Regions from separate parts of the Homo sapiens genome. Here region 1 is linked to region 2. Evidence: read pairs that join two places in POLR2A ChIA-PET (ENCODE). Cell type or tissue: MCF 10A. All regions are shown on one strand.

The links. ChIA-PET counts read pairs that join two places held together with the same protein. Peaks named below come from ENCODE experiments on the same cell type or tissue, not always from the same donor. Only the 100,000 strongest peaks of a DNase experiment are listed, where the experiment ranks them.
Region 1: POLR2A ChIA-PET joins it to region 2 with 13 read pairs; 10 of 35 experiments call an interaction of 5 or more read pairs at or near these places.

Annotation. Positions count from the first base shown.
Region 1 is chr1:158,114,635-158,122,634 of GRCh38, forward strand. No RefSeq gene overlaps it. Among named protein-coding and RNA genes, the nearest start is that of SMIM42, 9.7 kb to the right of the region's middle. RefSeq lists an enhancer at 572-621. In MCF 10A, CTCF peaks have their summits at 3,346 (motif pointing right) and 7,198 (motif pointing left); DNase peaks (open chromatin) are centred at 3,377 and 7,217.
Region 2 is chr1:157,964,175-157,972,174 of GRCh38, forward strand. No RefSeq gene overlaps it. Among named protein-coding and RNA genes, the nearest start is that of KIRREL1, 25 kb to the right of the region's middle. In MCF 10A, a CTCF peak has its summit at 5,792 (motif pointing right); DNase peaks (open chromatin) are centred at 4,507, 4,957 and 5,747.

The sequences.
Region 1 (8,000 bases), 150 kb after region 2:
ACCTGTAGTTCCAGCTACTTGGGAGGATGAGGCAGGAGAATCGCTTGAACCTGGGAAGCAGAGGTTGTAGTGAGCCGAAATCATGCCATTGCACTCCAGCATGGGCAACAGAGCAAGACTCCGTCTCAAAAAAAAAAAAAAAAAAGTAAAAAATTTAAAAAATTTAAAAAGGGGGCCAAGGGCCGGGCACAGTGGCTCACTCCTGTCATCCCAACACATTTGGGAGGCCGAGGCTGGCAGATAATCTGAGGTGAGGAGTTCGAGACCAGCCTAGCCAACATGGAGAAACCCCATCTCTACTAAAAGTACAAACATTAGCCGGGCGTGGTGGCAGGCACCTGTAATCCCAGCTACTCTGGAGGCTGAAGTAGGAGAATCACTTGAACTCGAGAGGTGGAGGTTGCAGTGAGTTGAGACTGCACTCTAGCCTGAGTGACAGAGCGAGACTCTATCTCAAAAAATGAACAAATAAATGAAAATTAAAAAGAACTGAGGATACCTGGCCTGTCTCCCAGGGGTCCTGTGTAGAATTATTCCCAGCTCTCACCCCCACCCATACCCTCACCATAACACCAGGCCATGGATGATGTGTCCGTGCAGATGTCTGTATAGAGGTGTATGAGCACTGAACGGAGTGAGTGGTGGCATGCCATTTACATACAGATGACTGAGCTGTGGGCCCTTGGTTACTTACCTCATCTCTCGAGTCTCAGTTCTCTTTTCTGTAAAATAAGGAGGTTGTATTCCATGGACTCAGAAGTCTACAACTGTGTTAATCTATGACTATGTTAGGGGTAGAGACCAAGGAGAATATCCCAACAAGAGAGTGTCCTCTGTGTCTTTGTGGACTTAGGAAGGTTCTCTATAGAAGAGAGTGGCTGAGTAGGCCGGGGGTAGGAAAGGAAAAGGAGCAGGTAAGGCTTGGGGTAGGTGTGTATCTAACAGATCTGGGCAAGAGGGGTTGGGCTGGAATGTCAGGGGAGCCACAAGAAGAATATGGAGACTGGGCTGGGCGTTGATGTCCAGAGCTTCAGGACACCCCAGAGGTGACATGCTCAATGCGGAAGAAGTCGAAAGGCTCTCAGGGAGCAAGGAGCTGGGAGGGAGTGTCAGGCAGAATCAGAAGGACCTGTGCTGGTTGGAAGAAAGACATCTGAGGAGCAGTGACCAGGCCAAGACTTGACCAGGGACCACTAGACCAGGAGCCTCCGGGACACATGGCTTTCAATGTAGGGAAGAGCTGTATTGTGGGGGACCTTGTCCTCCTGTGCTGAATCTCCTCCAAACCTGTTGACATGTGAGGACCCTGTTCCTTGAGGTTTGCTGGAATTTTCAATAGTACAGGGGGTGTCCTCCAAAGAACTTGTGGGTTTATCCTCAAGGTATCCATGTCCTTTATCCCTTTTTAGGAGTGCAAAAGTGGCTCCTCACTGAAAGGCCGGCAGTCCCCAGGTATGTAGGTTTGGGTGGGGGCACGTGTGTGCACAGTGACATCTGTGTTAGCGAATGGGCATATGTGTGGACTCGGCTGTGCCTGGATGGGAATTTGTGGGTGGGGGCCTGTGCAGGAATGGAGTTGCTGCTGAGGCTGAGTGGGGCTTGGGAACACCTGTGAAAGCTCAGCCCTTAGCTCTGGGGAAAGAGGGAGGAGCCAAGAGAAGACACAGGACCACAGCGAGAGAAGTGTTTCAAAGGGAGCCGGCCCAGGCAAGAGAGGAGAACGAATGGGCCCGACAAGGAGCTAGAATCTTTCCTCAGTTACAGATCTTAACGAGAACAAAGGAGCAGGGAGGAGGCACGGCAGAGAGGGAGAGAGAGGAGGGTGAGCAGAAGCCAAATGGAGAAGGAGGACAGAGTGGGGAGGGAGAGCAGGAAGGACAGGGCCAGAGGAGATTGGTCCAAGGAGAGGCCTGGTCAGTTCAGCTGTGGTTGTGAACCTGGTCTGTGCTGGGGGGGGCCTGCAGCTGGGGAAGGAGGAACCCATCCCTGCCCTTATGTCCAGGGGTTCTGTAGGGAACCGCATACAACCCCAGGTAATTTCACCATGAGCTGAAGGTCGGTGTGTGGGGTTGTGAGAGCAGAGATGTGTTGCTAATCTTGCCTGGGGTTTCAGAGAAAGCCGGAGGGGAGGATGAGCGAGAGACTGAGATACATTATATAGATATAGTGAGAGAGGGAGTCTGGCAGGGAGCAATCTATTTTGAGGGACTAGAAGAGGCCAAGCTCTGGGCTAAAGAAAATGGCCCAAGAGATAAGTATTGATCACAAAGCCTCCTCACTGAAGCTCTCCCTGACCCCCTCAGTGGATGACATCAATCACTCCTGCCTTGGTGGCTCCTCCCAGAGGACTCTTACATATTCAGCTCTTCTTTTTGATGATACAGACTAAATTATGTCATGCCCAGTGCCAGGCATTCCGTTGGTGCTTAACAGATGCTCCATGAATAAATGAGTAAATGAAGTAGTATGCCTTGCACCCAGGAAGAGCCCTCCCTCCAAGGAAGATGGTATTTTTTCCACTTAATTGATGAGGAAGCTGAGGCTGTCCTTCAGCTTTGGGAGGATTTAAAACTAAAACCTTAGCATCCCTGGGCTCCTGGAACAGTCTGTTTTTCTAAAAAAAAAAAAAAAAAAAAAGCTGAATATGCTTATAGGCTTGATTTATTTTTATTAGCTTCTATGTTGGTCAACATAAAATAATTATAAATTAAAAATTACTGTGAAGGCCTGGCACAGTGGCTCACGCCTGTAATCCCAGCACTTTGGGAGGCCGAAGCGGGCGGATCACCTGAGGTCAGGAGTTGGAGACCAGCTTGGCCAACATGGTGAAACCTCATCTCTACTAAAAATACAAAAATTAGCCAGGCGTGGTGCCACGCGACTGTAATCCTAACTACTCTGGAGGCTGAGGCAGGAGAATCACTTGAGTCCAGGAGGCAGAGGTTGCAGTGAGCCAAGATCCACCACTGCACTCCAGCCTGGGTGACAGAGTGAGACTCTGTCTCAAAAAAAAAAAAAAAAAAAAGAAAGAAAAAAAATTACAGTGAAAATTACTACCATTTAAATTTCTGTTTTAAAAGGTAGATTTGGAGGCTGTATATACCATCTTTCAGGTTTTCGCCCAGGAACATTTTTAAAAAATCTTACAAGGCAACAATAACAAAAATGGGGAGGATCAGGGAGAAGAGAGTAGGAGTGGAAAGAGTCTGGGCAGGAATCTAGGGCATGAGAGAAACCCGGTGAGAAACTAGAATTCTGTCAGCTCCTAGATCAGAACCAGGAGCGGGGTTGGTCTCCTCCACCCTCTGCACTGCTTCTCCCCCAGGGGGAGCTGCAGAGAATCCCGTGCCGGGGCAGCGCAGCCCTGAGTGGTCTGTTTCTGGTTCTGGCTTCCCACAAAGCAAACAATTTTGAACCAGGCACCAGCGCCCCCTGCATCTGTCATCCTTTAAGGGAGCCACTACTCAGTCCTGAGAAGTGTTTGTGCCTCAGTTAGAGCTCGCCCCAGTTCTTCCCGGCTCCTTAGTCTGCCCCAGCTTGCTGCCAGCTTGGCCCAGCCCCTCCCCTCTCGCAGTTCAGCACCCGCTGCCTTCCATATCCCCCACCCCCAGCCCCAACACACGCAGTCTGGAGGTTGCCATACTAGGAGAAGGGTAAGGCAGGGCACAATTTGTCTTCGTGTAATTATCTGTCAGGTACAGCTTGTGAAACCTCAGCCACCTCCCTGCAACCATGCAGGAAAATAAATTACACACGAGCACGCAGAGACACGGCGGCACCATCTTCCCCTGGGCCCCCAGCGAGCTTGGGGGAAAAAATTCTGCTCAGCCGAGCCCAGGGTGCTGATACCTGCACTGGAGTCGGCCACCCATCTTCCCCTCTTCGAGACCCTGCCGCTGAAGCTTTCATCTTTCAGCGTGTTCCTTGCTGTGGAGGAGGGGAAGTCCATCTGGCTTCTAAGAAGTCATGAATGCCCAGAGAGAAAGAAAACAAACCCTTGGCTATTTCTGATTAGAGTTGTTGGAGGTGGGAGAGAGGCCTTAGGATTGCCTATAATTTCTAAAATGGACTGTAATGCAGCTACACATGCAATATACTGAGTCCCTGCTCTGTGATAGTGATAGTGATGACAGCCACTTTTTAGGAGCCAGCCTGTGGGTCCCAGGCACCACGCTGAGCGCTTTACACATGCTTTCTTGTTGGACCCACACAATAAAACCCTGTGGAATGGATGTTTATCCTCATTGTGGTGATGAGGACTTGGAGGCTCAGAGACGTCGACTGACTTGCTCCCAGTCACACAGCTGGTTGTACCTAACTCGCAGTCCAATTTTTCACCATTAGCAGATGGGGCTCTATGGGGGAGTGGTGGGGGGTGGAGGTGGTGGTGAATGGGAGGCGGGGCCCTTGACTGCAGAGTGGGAGGGGGTGGGCTGGGGTAGCTGTTGCTCACTTCCTTGTGAGCTTCAGTTTCTTCTCTTGAGATCTTTTTGGATCTTTGTGAGAATTAAACGAAATAACAACTCTTGGTACTTATTGGAGCTCAATAAATTAGGTGACTCATCCTTCAGACCTCCGTTGCCCCACTGCACAGAGAGGAGCTTGGTGCTGGGAGCTTGGTTGGTCCCTGAGGACTCAGAGGAGCATTTTGGGTTAGGGGGTCCTGACTTTTTCTGTGTCCAGGCCCCCTTTGGCAGTCTGGTGAAGCCTGTGGACTCCTTACAGTGTTTCCAAATACAGAAGCTGAAATATATAGGATTACAAAGGAAGCCAATCTTACTGAAATACGTTATTGAAAGCATCAAAAAACAAATTTGTGACATAGTAATCTACTGCCTTCTTTAATAATGCATTCAATAACCAGATCTAGTGGCAGACCTAATAACTACTATAATTTCCAAGTTGTGATGAGTATAAACAATATTTCAAGAGACTACAACAACTGATAGAATATGGAAACATTTTGATTTCTATTAGTGACAGAGACACAGGTATTGCTAATACTATTGGGGCTTGTAATAAACATCTACTAAGTTCACTCAGAGGTTAGTGAAAATCTAGTCATCCTCCCATCCAAGTACTAAGAACCCTCAAAACGTATCCATGGATCCCAGGTTAAGAGTAGAAGTAACTGGTTGAAATCCATGTTAATGTAAATTTTTAAAGTACAAGCTAGAGGTATTTTTTAAAGGAATAGATAATTGGGGAGATCAAGTAAAGCCTTTCTTCAGACAGAGGGGATTTGACAGTATGAGTGCCTACCTTTTGCTTTGTTCTACCCCAAAGAGATTTTTGGAATATACAGGGCATTTTTATGGACCTGGGACCATTTTTATGGACCAGGCTGGTGAACTGTTCAAGAGCCCTAAGGGGTAAGCATTGGAAGCAGGGCTCAAACCCTTCAGTGCCCCTGACCCCGATCCTCTGTGAGCTCTGCCTCCCTGGGCAGGGTGTCTCAGGTCCCCCTCTTCCTCTGCCCACACGGTTGAGCCCTGCTCCCCTACTCCTGCACGCTGTGCGGTTCCTCCTGTGTGGCTCACTGTGACACAGCTGTGAGGAAACCTTGCTTGAGATATTTGTCTGGGTGGCAGTGGGGAGCCAGCCTCAGAGGAGCTGTGGCAGCCCCTTCAAGCTGCAGAGAAAGGCAGGGTTACCATTCATTTGGGACCAAAAAAACAGTGGCATTTACTGGGGATGAGGGAGTGGGGGTCAGAGGCCCTCTTGGTTCTCCTCTGGCAGATTGGGTAAATTGGGTTGAACAAAGCCACTCCCGCAGTTCAGCACCTGCTGCCTTCCAGCTGTGCTTCCAGTGACCAGAGCTGCCCACATGATCTCACTGGGAATTGAGGTGGTGTCTTCTGGGGTCAGACAGTGGAAAGAATGCAAACCTTAGACTCAGCAGATCTGGCTGCACCTCTGACTTGCTTTGAAACCTTCAGCAGGTTACTTTACTTCTCTCAGCCTGTTCTTGTAGAAAGAAGACTAGCTTCCTCTCAGTATTCTTAGGAGGACTTGGGATAATGTAGGTAAAATCATTTTTAAACTCTAAAGTGTTAAATAGGCACTCATTAACAGGAAAGTACAATTTTTCCCAAATCACATTTGTATGGCTGTCTTCTAGAACCATTTCACTCAGATTGAGCATTAATTGAATCAAGGAGACCAACTAAACTCCAAGGAACATGCTCTTGCTAAATCACTGCTCCTTTCTGAACCCAAGCCAGGCATATTGTTTTTTCTGCATATATTAAAAAGGATCTACCGATGTATGAAAAGGATGTAACTATTTAGCTTTTGCTGCCTGAGACAGTTACAGTAAGAAATACTGAAGGGCACTTTAGACTTCACAAAGATCCTTTCTGTCTCTTTCCTTAGCTCCTTACAATCCTATGAGATGTGTGTATTTCTTTTTTCCTCTCCATTTTACACAGGAGGAAACTGAAGCTCACTTACACAGGGAATTAGTGACCAGGTCAGTCTAGGAGTCCATCTTCTGACTCCTTCCAGTATCTAATTAGAATTAAGACAGACTCATTCGGCTGGGGGGCGTTGGCTCATGCCTGTAATCCCAGCACTTTGGGAGGCCGAGGCGGGTGGATCACTTGAGGTTAGGAGTTTGAGACCAGCCTGGCCAACATGGTGAAACCCTGTCTCTACCAAAAATGCCAAAAATTAGCCTGGCATGGTAGCACATGCCTGTAATCCCAGCTACTCAAGAGTCTGAGGCAGGAGAATCGCTTGAACCCGGGAGGTAAATGTTGCAGTGAGCCGAGATCGCACCACTGCACTTCAGCCTGGGCAACAGAACGAGACTCCATCTCAAAAAAAAAAAAAAAAAAAAAAAAAAGACAGCCTCATTCGGGAGATTCGGGGGGTGGAGGTAGCAGTGTTTAAAAAAAAAAAAGCCTAGGCAGGCATTACAATATGAAAATCATTCTTGCTTAAAGGAAGACTGGTAACTGGGACTCTGCATGGATGTGTCCCCTATTCCCCTATTCTTGGTGTTTATCATCCCCATGGCCGGGTCAGCTGCCCCTGTTTACTCATGGTTGGAAAATGTCACAGCTCCTAAAACAGCTGTTTAAGGGACACATCATCTGAAGCGACTTTTCCTGTTCTGGAAGTGCCCATTTTAAGAGCTTAATTTGGTTTTTGTCCTGAGCCCACTCTGCTGTTCTATTTGTGTGGGGTTTCTGCCCTCAGGTGGTGAGAGAGGTGAGCTACAGGTGCGCTAACAGGTTCTGGGAACTCAGCTGTTGCCGATGGGCACCTTACTGTGATGTGTCTAGTTGGACTTGTCACTCACTGTGTGGTGCTCTTGACACAGGGGTCTTCCCCAGGTACAGATGGGACCTTGTGTACCCAGATCTTGGCTTCCGGCAGGAAAGCATCTTTGTACTCCACAAAGTTTTGTTTCCCAGACACTAGATCTTGACTGAATGCCAGAGAAAGCCAAGAACTGCTCTGAGCTGATGTTGGAGAAAGCAGTGTTTCAAAAACCTTGCCTAGGCATTTTATATGAGGTGTCTTTTTAAAGCCTCAACTATCCTGTGAAGTAAGTGTTGTGTCCATTTTACAGATAGAGATGGATAAGATAAGGAAATTTAAACTAAAGAGTTTAAATCAGTGGTTCTCAAACTTTTTAAGTCTGCCTTTACAATCTTAAAAATTATGGAGGATCCCAGGCCAGGCGTGGTGGCTTACGCCTGTAATCACAGCACTTTGGGAGGCTGGGCGGGTGGATCATGAGGTCAGGAGTTCGAGACCAGCCTGTCCAATATGGTGAAACCTCGTCTCTACTAAAAAATACAAAAATTAGCCAGGCGTGGTGGCACGCACCTGTGGTCCCAGCTACTTGGGAGGCTGAGGCAGGAGAATCACTTGAACCCAGGAGGCAGAGGTTGCAGTGAGCTGAGATCACGCCACTGCACTCCAGCCTGGGCAACAGAGTGATACTCCATCTCAAAAAAAAAAAAAAAAATTATGGAGGACCCCAAGGA
Region 2 (8,000 bases):
CAGGCCAGGTGGCTTAAACAACAGAAACTTATTGCCTTATGGTTCTGAAGGCTGGAAGTCCAAGATTAGGGTACCAGCATGTTAGGTTCTGGTTCCTCTCTTCCTGGGTTGCAGGCAGCTGCCTTCCTGTTATGTCCTCACATGGCCTTTCCTTTGTGCGCGTGAAAGGCAAAAGAAGGAGAGAGAGAGTGAGAGAGAGAGAGAGAGATCTGATGTCTATTCTCTTCTTATAAGGACACCAGTCCTGTAAGGATTAAGGCTCTACCCCTATGAGCTCAGTTCACCTTAATTAACTCTTTAAAGGCTCTGTGTCCAAATAGTCACACTGGGGTTAGGGCTTCAACATATAGATTTAGGGAGGACACAATTCAGTCAGTAATAGAAACTCACAAGAATACCTACTTGACAAGGTTGTTATGGGAGCACATAAAAACGTGTGAATAAGGTAACAAACCATATGGCTCTGACCACTCTACGCAGTGATTAGAAACCTGTTTCAAATTCCCTGAGACCTAGGGAAGAACAGAGCACTGTGCTTAGGAACAACCTTGTTTCTATCTTTTCTCATCTCCCAACTCACCTCAGGCAAGCCCAGGCTTTCCCTTCCTGGAATACAAGTTGCTCAGTATCCTATGCTTCTTCTTGACCATTATAGCAAAACTGCTTGAGACTAGACTTTAGGAAGGATTTCCTGGTGGGCAAGACAGTAAATTATCTCCTGTGTCTTCCCATTGGAGATCTAAAAACTCCAATGGGAAGAGGAAGCCATCTTGCTAAATCTTTCTACCATCTGGGCAACAATTGGTATTGATACAAAGGTAGAAGACCTTATTTAACTGGACTAAACCTCAAGAAGTCAAGCTAATCTCCTTAAACTAGAGGTCTGGGAAACACATTTGGAATCTGTAGGGTCTTCCTGGAAGGTTATGGGCAAGTCAGGTGTGGCTTGGGATGGATCTTCAATAAGAGGGTGGGGCTTGGTGCTTGCACCTGGATTTCCTTTCCCCCTTAACTTGACTCCTCTCTGGTGAGCAGGCCCAAATGCACTCCTCCTCCATCCCAACATAAGTGCCTCTCTCCACTTATGGTATCAGTTAGACTCTTGAGGAACCTTAGAGATGTGATCACCTGCTTCCACTGTCTTTGGGGCCTGGGGAACATGTGGGACAGAGAAGAGAGGCCATGGTGTGATGCTGAGGAAGTCAGCCTGACAGCCATCTTCATGAGCATCCTCCTATTATCACCATCATCAACAACAGCCCATGTTCATTTAACTCACTGTGGGAAAGGCTCTGGGCTAACTTTCATGGGACCATGTTCACTGGGGTCTGAGTCCTGGTGCTGAAGGAGCACCTAGTCTAGCCAGGGGAGCCGGCTAATCAATGGCATGTGTAATGTGCTTCATGTGTGCATGGTACTTTGCAAGTTTTCAAGAACTTCATGGAGGTCGTGAACGTAGCTGAAGTAGTGTAAGAAGGCTTCATGCAGAGATGGGCTTTGAGCTGAAAGCTGAATATTAAGTAGCAGTTAGACAAAAGAAGAGAAGGGCAGGCAGGCAGGAGGAGTGCCACGAGCAAATTCTTGGGGAGCGGGGGAGATATGTGAGATATCAGCCCCCGTGGCGCTGCTGAGATAAGTAATGAGTGATAAGACTGGGAAGGAATGGGGACAGTTCCTGGAGGATCTTGAATGTCAGGCTGGGGCATTCAGATTTCCCCACTAGGCCCCGGAGAGCTAGTGAAGCTGGAGTCTGTCCTCGCTCTGCCTGGAGCTAAGACCTAGCATTTTCAGACCATTCTCTTAATACCTATTTCCTTCCCTCACTGTCTCCCCAAAGGTTAGACTGGGGACTAAAATCCTCCTGTGCTGTAACATCAAGCTGACTTAGAGCAGACGGCCTTTCTACTGGGGCCTGCATCCAGAGGCCTCCACTTCCCCTCCCCTCCCCGGCCTTCACATTCCAATTCCCCGGCTGCGAACTCATGTGAGATCATAAGTCACAGTACCATAAACCACTCCAGAGTGTGTAATAAGTGAATTATTTACCAATGACCCTGGCTAAATGTTCACAGGGATAAATGATTAAGCCGCAGATCTGTCAAAAAGTTCCCATAAATAAGTAATTCTGTGCCGCCTTAATGGGCTTTGTAAATTACTCATTCATGCCACTGCTGGATCACTCTCTGGGGTAAATTCCTCACACCTGCTGATTTACTGCTGAGGTCTGCACACGGTGATACAAATTCTGCTAGCCAGCTGGGCAGACACCCCAGGTGCCAACCCACCTGGCTGAGCCCCCAGGGATGAGGATACCAGAAACAAAAAGTCTCCCGCGTCATCTGACAAAAATGTGGGGTCCAAGGTGGGCTGACCTTCTGGGCCACTTGGAGTTTGTCCTGCAGGGCAACACTGCAGTGTCAGAATCCTTCTCCTACAGGCATCCATTCAGTGAGCATGTACTTAGCATGTCCTGTGTCCTAGGCTCTGTGTTAGATGCTTAGACCCCAAAGACACAGAAGTGTGCTCCAATGGGCTTGGTCACGGGAATGAAAGAAGACTGGACATACAGTGTAACTGATGCCATAGCAGAGTGCTACTTGAGCCCACTGGGGGAATATCCAGGACAGCTGGAGAAATTGAGGAGATGGCAAAATATGGGGTTTGAGTTTCACTTTGTGCTAAAAAAGCCTCACTCCAATTCAGTCAAGATGGGCTGAGCCCTGTTGCTATGATAGTGAACAGCCCTACAATTTCAGTGGCTTACAACCACAAAGGTTTATTTCTCATTATGCAATCTGGAGGGTCAGTTGAGGGCTCTGTTCAACCCCATCATCATCCTCCCCCTAGGACCTGGGCTGATAGCACAACATCACCTAGGTTATTGCCAGTCGCTGTGACCAAGGGAAAAGAGAACATGGCAGAGCATAACTTGGTTCCTAAAACTTCTGGCCAGAAGTGACACTTCCACTCACATTTTATTGGCCAGACAAAGTCCCATAGTCATGCTTTAACTCAACTGAGACAGAAAATTCTAACCTGGGGAAAGAGAGAAAAAAAAAAGGATTTGTGAACAATCTTAATGACTACTCCACATGCAAATTCTGGTCCTGTGAATCTAGGAACTGCTGTGGACTGAATGCATGCATTCCCCAAAACTTTATTTGCTGAAGCCCTAATCCCCAATGTAATGGTATTTAGAGGTGGTGCCTTTGGGAGGTGATTAGGTCATAAGGGTGCATCCCTCATGAATGGGATTAGTGCCCTAAAATACACAAAAGAGATTCTCTCTCTCTCTCTCTCTCCACCATGTGAGGACACAGCAAGAGATCCAGCAAGAAGCTCAGAACCCATCTGCTGAAGCACAGAAGAGGGGTTCAGGACCCATCTGTTGAAGCTCAGAGAGTGGCTCAGGACCCCATCTGCTGAAGCTTAGAGAGCGGCTCAGGACCCCATCTTCTGAAGCTCAGAGAGGGGCTCAGGACCCCATCTGCTGAAGCTCAGAGAGGGGCTCAGGATCCCATCTTCTGAAGCTCAGAAGAGCGGCTCAGGACCCCATCTTCTGAAGCTCAGAAGAGCGGCTCAGGACACCATCTTCTGAAGCTCAGAGAGCGGCTCAGGACCCCATCTGCTGAAGCTCAGAGAGCGGCTCAGGACCCCATCTTCTGAAGCTCAGAAGAGCGGCTCAGGACCCCATCTGCTGGCACCCTGATTTTGGACTTTCAGTATCCAAAACTGTGAGAGATACATTTCTGATTTTTAAGCCATCCTGTCTATGGTATTTGTCATAGCAACCCAATCTAACCAAGAATCTAGTGTATATCTGTGGGCAGGTTCCTAAACTTATCTTTCGTTTTCTTCAGCTATGGAACGGGGTAAGAATAATAAGAACAACCTCTTAGAGGATTAAATGTGGTAATCTGTGTAATGCACTGAGCACCATGTCTGGCACATAGTAAGTGCTCAATCGCTCTGTTGGCCTTTGTTATTACCATTATTATTATCATTAGGTGTGACAGCAGCAGTAGTATCCTGTAGAAGTGGACCTCTGAAGTTGAGTATTGAAGAGCAGGTCACACCCACAAACACGTATGCACACTCACCTTTACTGGTTAACCTGGTCTGAGGTAACAACATCCTCTCCAATATCCCCTCTCCATCACCACCACCGACATCTTTAGTCAGAAGCAGGTGGCAGTGATGGACATTGCAGCAGGCCTGAGCTGCCACCATCTTCTCTCTTCTCTACACACATGGAGCGTTTGCCTCGCTCAGGTCACTCACCCACCTCAGGCCTCAGTTACTTCACTACAAAACCGGAGCAATAATACTATTTAATGACCCGAGAGCTGGGCCAGAGAGTCCTTCAACTTCCCCTTCCGTGCCAACGCCTTTGATTCTTTTCTCCAACTGTCATCACCCCCACTCCTTGTAGCCTTCCTGGACCATATCCCTGAACTGGTCCTACATGACTCATGGCCTGGGTTCCAGGTGGCCTGGAAAGAAGGGGAGGAGCTTCAGATGTGGCCTGAGTTTCCTCTGCCTCCCCAGAGGCCAAACAGACATCTGTTCCTGTGGCTGTCACGTCAGCACAAAATGTGTGCCAAGGGAACAGCAGGAAGAAGAGTGTGTAAATCGGCTGGTTTTCTGTGTGTGTTTCAAACTGCCTTGTAGAGGCACAGAGCCATTGTTGGGAGGAGATCCCTGAACGGTTGTTGACCACTGAGGCGCCCACCCTCCTTCATCAGCTTGCACAGGGGACTGTGAGGCTTAATAAGCTGATTGTCATTTAGATTATCAAGGGTACAATTCTGGGCCCACAGGTCACAGCTCTGCCTGCTCTGCCTGAGCAAGCCTGAGGAGGCTGGGAAGCTTTATGTTCCACTCTAGAAAAGAAGACATGATTTCCCATCTTTCATAATCAAACCAACTCATACTTATTCACAGCTTGGCAGGCTTTCAGCACTGTGTGAGCATCAGTCAACTCTTCATTCGATTCATTCCCTGGCAAGCCTCTGCCATGAGCAAGAGGCAGGTCCTAAGACATGTTTACTGTGCAGTCTGTGCCTTCTAGAATCGTACAGACTATTAGGGGAGATAAGACAGAGGTGCTGCAAAAAGATTGTGTAAAACAACAGGTATTGAATGTGGTGAGGGTCAATTGAAAAACAACAGCTCTCTGATGACAATCAGCAGACAAAGAAAAGACTTGTTACATCAGAAGCTTTCCTTACCCACTTTCCAGCCTGGTGGATGTGGTCTTAGCCTTGGATATGGCAGATGCTTTAGAAAGAGGTCAGGGTTCTGACCACTGAATCAGGGTGAACTGGACAGCTATGGAGGTGAGAAGAGTGCAGTAGGAGAGAGTAAGGATGATACTCACCGTGTAGGTCTGTGAGCCAGTTCGACTGTTTCTAGCACATTTATAGAAGCAAGGAGAGCTGGCCTGGTGGGACAGAGCATAAAGATGGGGAAACTGTGAGGCTTTTTGCTCCTCTCTTGTAAGATTTCTGATATTAAAATCAAAACAAATATTCATTGCAAACCTATTTATATGTGTCATGCACTGGGTTAGGGACTTTCATTCTGTTATTTAATTTTCTCCTCACCGCAGCCCTTTGGATATGTTTTACAATTCCTACTTCCCAGATTATTAAATTGAGGCTCAAAGAAGGAAATGATTCATACACTGGTTAAGTGTTGAGCCAGAATATACAGCCAGGTCTTCTAAAACCTGCCTCCAAATTTCCTCCCCTTGACCATCCTCCACTAGGTGGCCATAGTGAGCCACTTGAAACACCAAATCCCATCATATTGTTCCTTAGCCTACAATCCTGCAGTGGCTCCTGGTGTTGCCAGGACAAAGTCAAAACCCTGGGTATGGCATACAAGACCTTCTACATCCAGCTAATTACATTTTCAATCTCATATTCCATCTAATCCCTGCCTCACTGTCTGCACCCAATGATAAGAAATGCTATCATTTATTGAGCATCTACGATGTGCCAGACACTGTCCCAAGCACTTCACGTGAATTGATTTGTTTCCTTCTCATGACAACCCTATGAGGCAGACACTATGATATTCCCCACTTTATGACTGGGGAAACTGATTCACCTAGTGGTTTAGTAATGTGCCCAAGGTCACATATCTTGCAGAGAGTCTGGGAGTCACACCCAGGCAGTTCAGCTCTTGAAAAGAAATGCTGCTCTCTTTGTGATTTCCACACACAACAAGCTGTTTCAAGCTTCCATGATTTGATTTATATTCTCCCTTCTACTTGAAATACCATTCCCTTCTTTCTTCCCCTGGATAAAAATCACTTATCTTTCAAGACTTGGTTTAGGACTTATCTTTTCAAAGTATTTCTGTTAGTCCATTTCACATGGCTGTAAAGGAATGCCTGAGGCTGGGTAATATATAAAGAAAAGAGGCATATTTTGATTCATGGTTCTGCAGGCTGTATAAGAAGCATGTTACTGGCATCTGCTCCTGGTAAGACCCCAGGAACCTTCCAATCATGGTGGAAAGTAAAGGGGAAGTCAGTGTATCACATGGCAAGAGAAGGAGCAAGAGAGAGAGGGGAGATAGTGCCAGGCTTTTTTAAACAACCAGGTCTCATGTGAACTCACAGAGTGAGAACTCACTCATTGCCACAAGGACAGTATCATGCCATTGATGAAGGATCTGCCTTCATGACTGAAACACCTCCCACCAGGCCCACCTTCAACATTATAGGTCACATTTCACCATGAGATTTGGAGGGGACAGAACATCCAAATCATATCTTTCAGACCCTGGCTCCCTAAATTTCATGGTTTTCTCACATTGCAAAATACAACCATCTTTTCCCAATAGTCCCCAAAAGTCTTAGCTCATTCTAGCATCCACTCAATCAAAAGTCCAAAGTCTCATCTGAGACTCAAGGCAGGTTCCTTCTATTTATGAGTCTGTAAAACCAAAAACAACCTATTTACTTCCAAGATACAATGGTGATACCAGTATTGGGTAAACATTCCACTCTGAAAGGGAGATACCAGCCAAAAGAAAGGGACAACAGGCACCATGGAGTCTGAAACCCAGCAGGGCAATCCTTACCTCTTAAAGCTCCAAAACAATCTTTGACTCCATGTCCTGCATCCTGTGCACATTGATGCAAGAAGTGGGCTCTCAAGGCCTTGGACAGCTCCACCCCTGTGGTTTTACAGGGTGCAGCCCCTGTGGCTGCTCTCACAGGTTGGAGTTAAGTGTCTGTGGCTTTTTCAGATTCAGGGTGCATGCTGCCAGTGGCTCTCCCATTCATGGGTCTAGAGGACAGCGGCCTCCTTCCCACAGCTCCACTAGCCAGTGCCCTAATGCAAACTCTGTGTGGGGGCTCCAATCCCACATTTCCCCTTGGCACTGTCCTAGTAAAGTCTCTCTGTGGGGGTTCTGTCCCTGTGACAGGCTTCTGCCTGGGCACACAGGCTTTCTAATACATCCTCTGGAATCTAGGCGGGAGCTGGCAAAACTCCTTCATTCTTGCATTTTGCACACCTGCAGGCTTAACACCATGTGGAAGCTACCAAGTCTTATAGTGACACCCTCCAAAGCAGCAGCCTGAGCTGCATCTTGGCCCCTTTGAGCCAAGGCTGCAGCTTGAGTGACTAGGATGTGGGGAGCTGTATCCTCAGGCTACACAGAGTAGCAGGGCCCTGCACCTGGTGTCCAAAACCATTCTTTCCTCCTAGGCCTCTTGGCCTGTGATGGGAGGGCCTGCCTTAAAGATTTCAGAAATGCCTTTGAGACCTTTTTCCCATTGTCTTGGATATTAGCACTTGATTCCCTTTTAGTCATGCTAATCCCTCTAGCAAGTGCTTGCTCCACAGCCAGCTTGTGTTCCTCTTCTGAAAATGCTCTTTCCTTCTCTACCATCCAGGGTTGTAAGTTTGCAGAAGTTTTATGCTCTGCTTCCCTTTTAATTATAACTTCTAATTTTAAGTCATTATTTTGTTCTCACATCT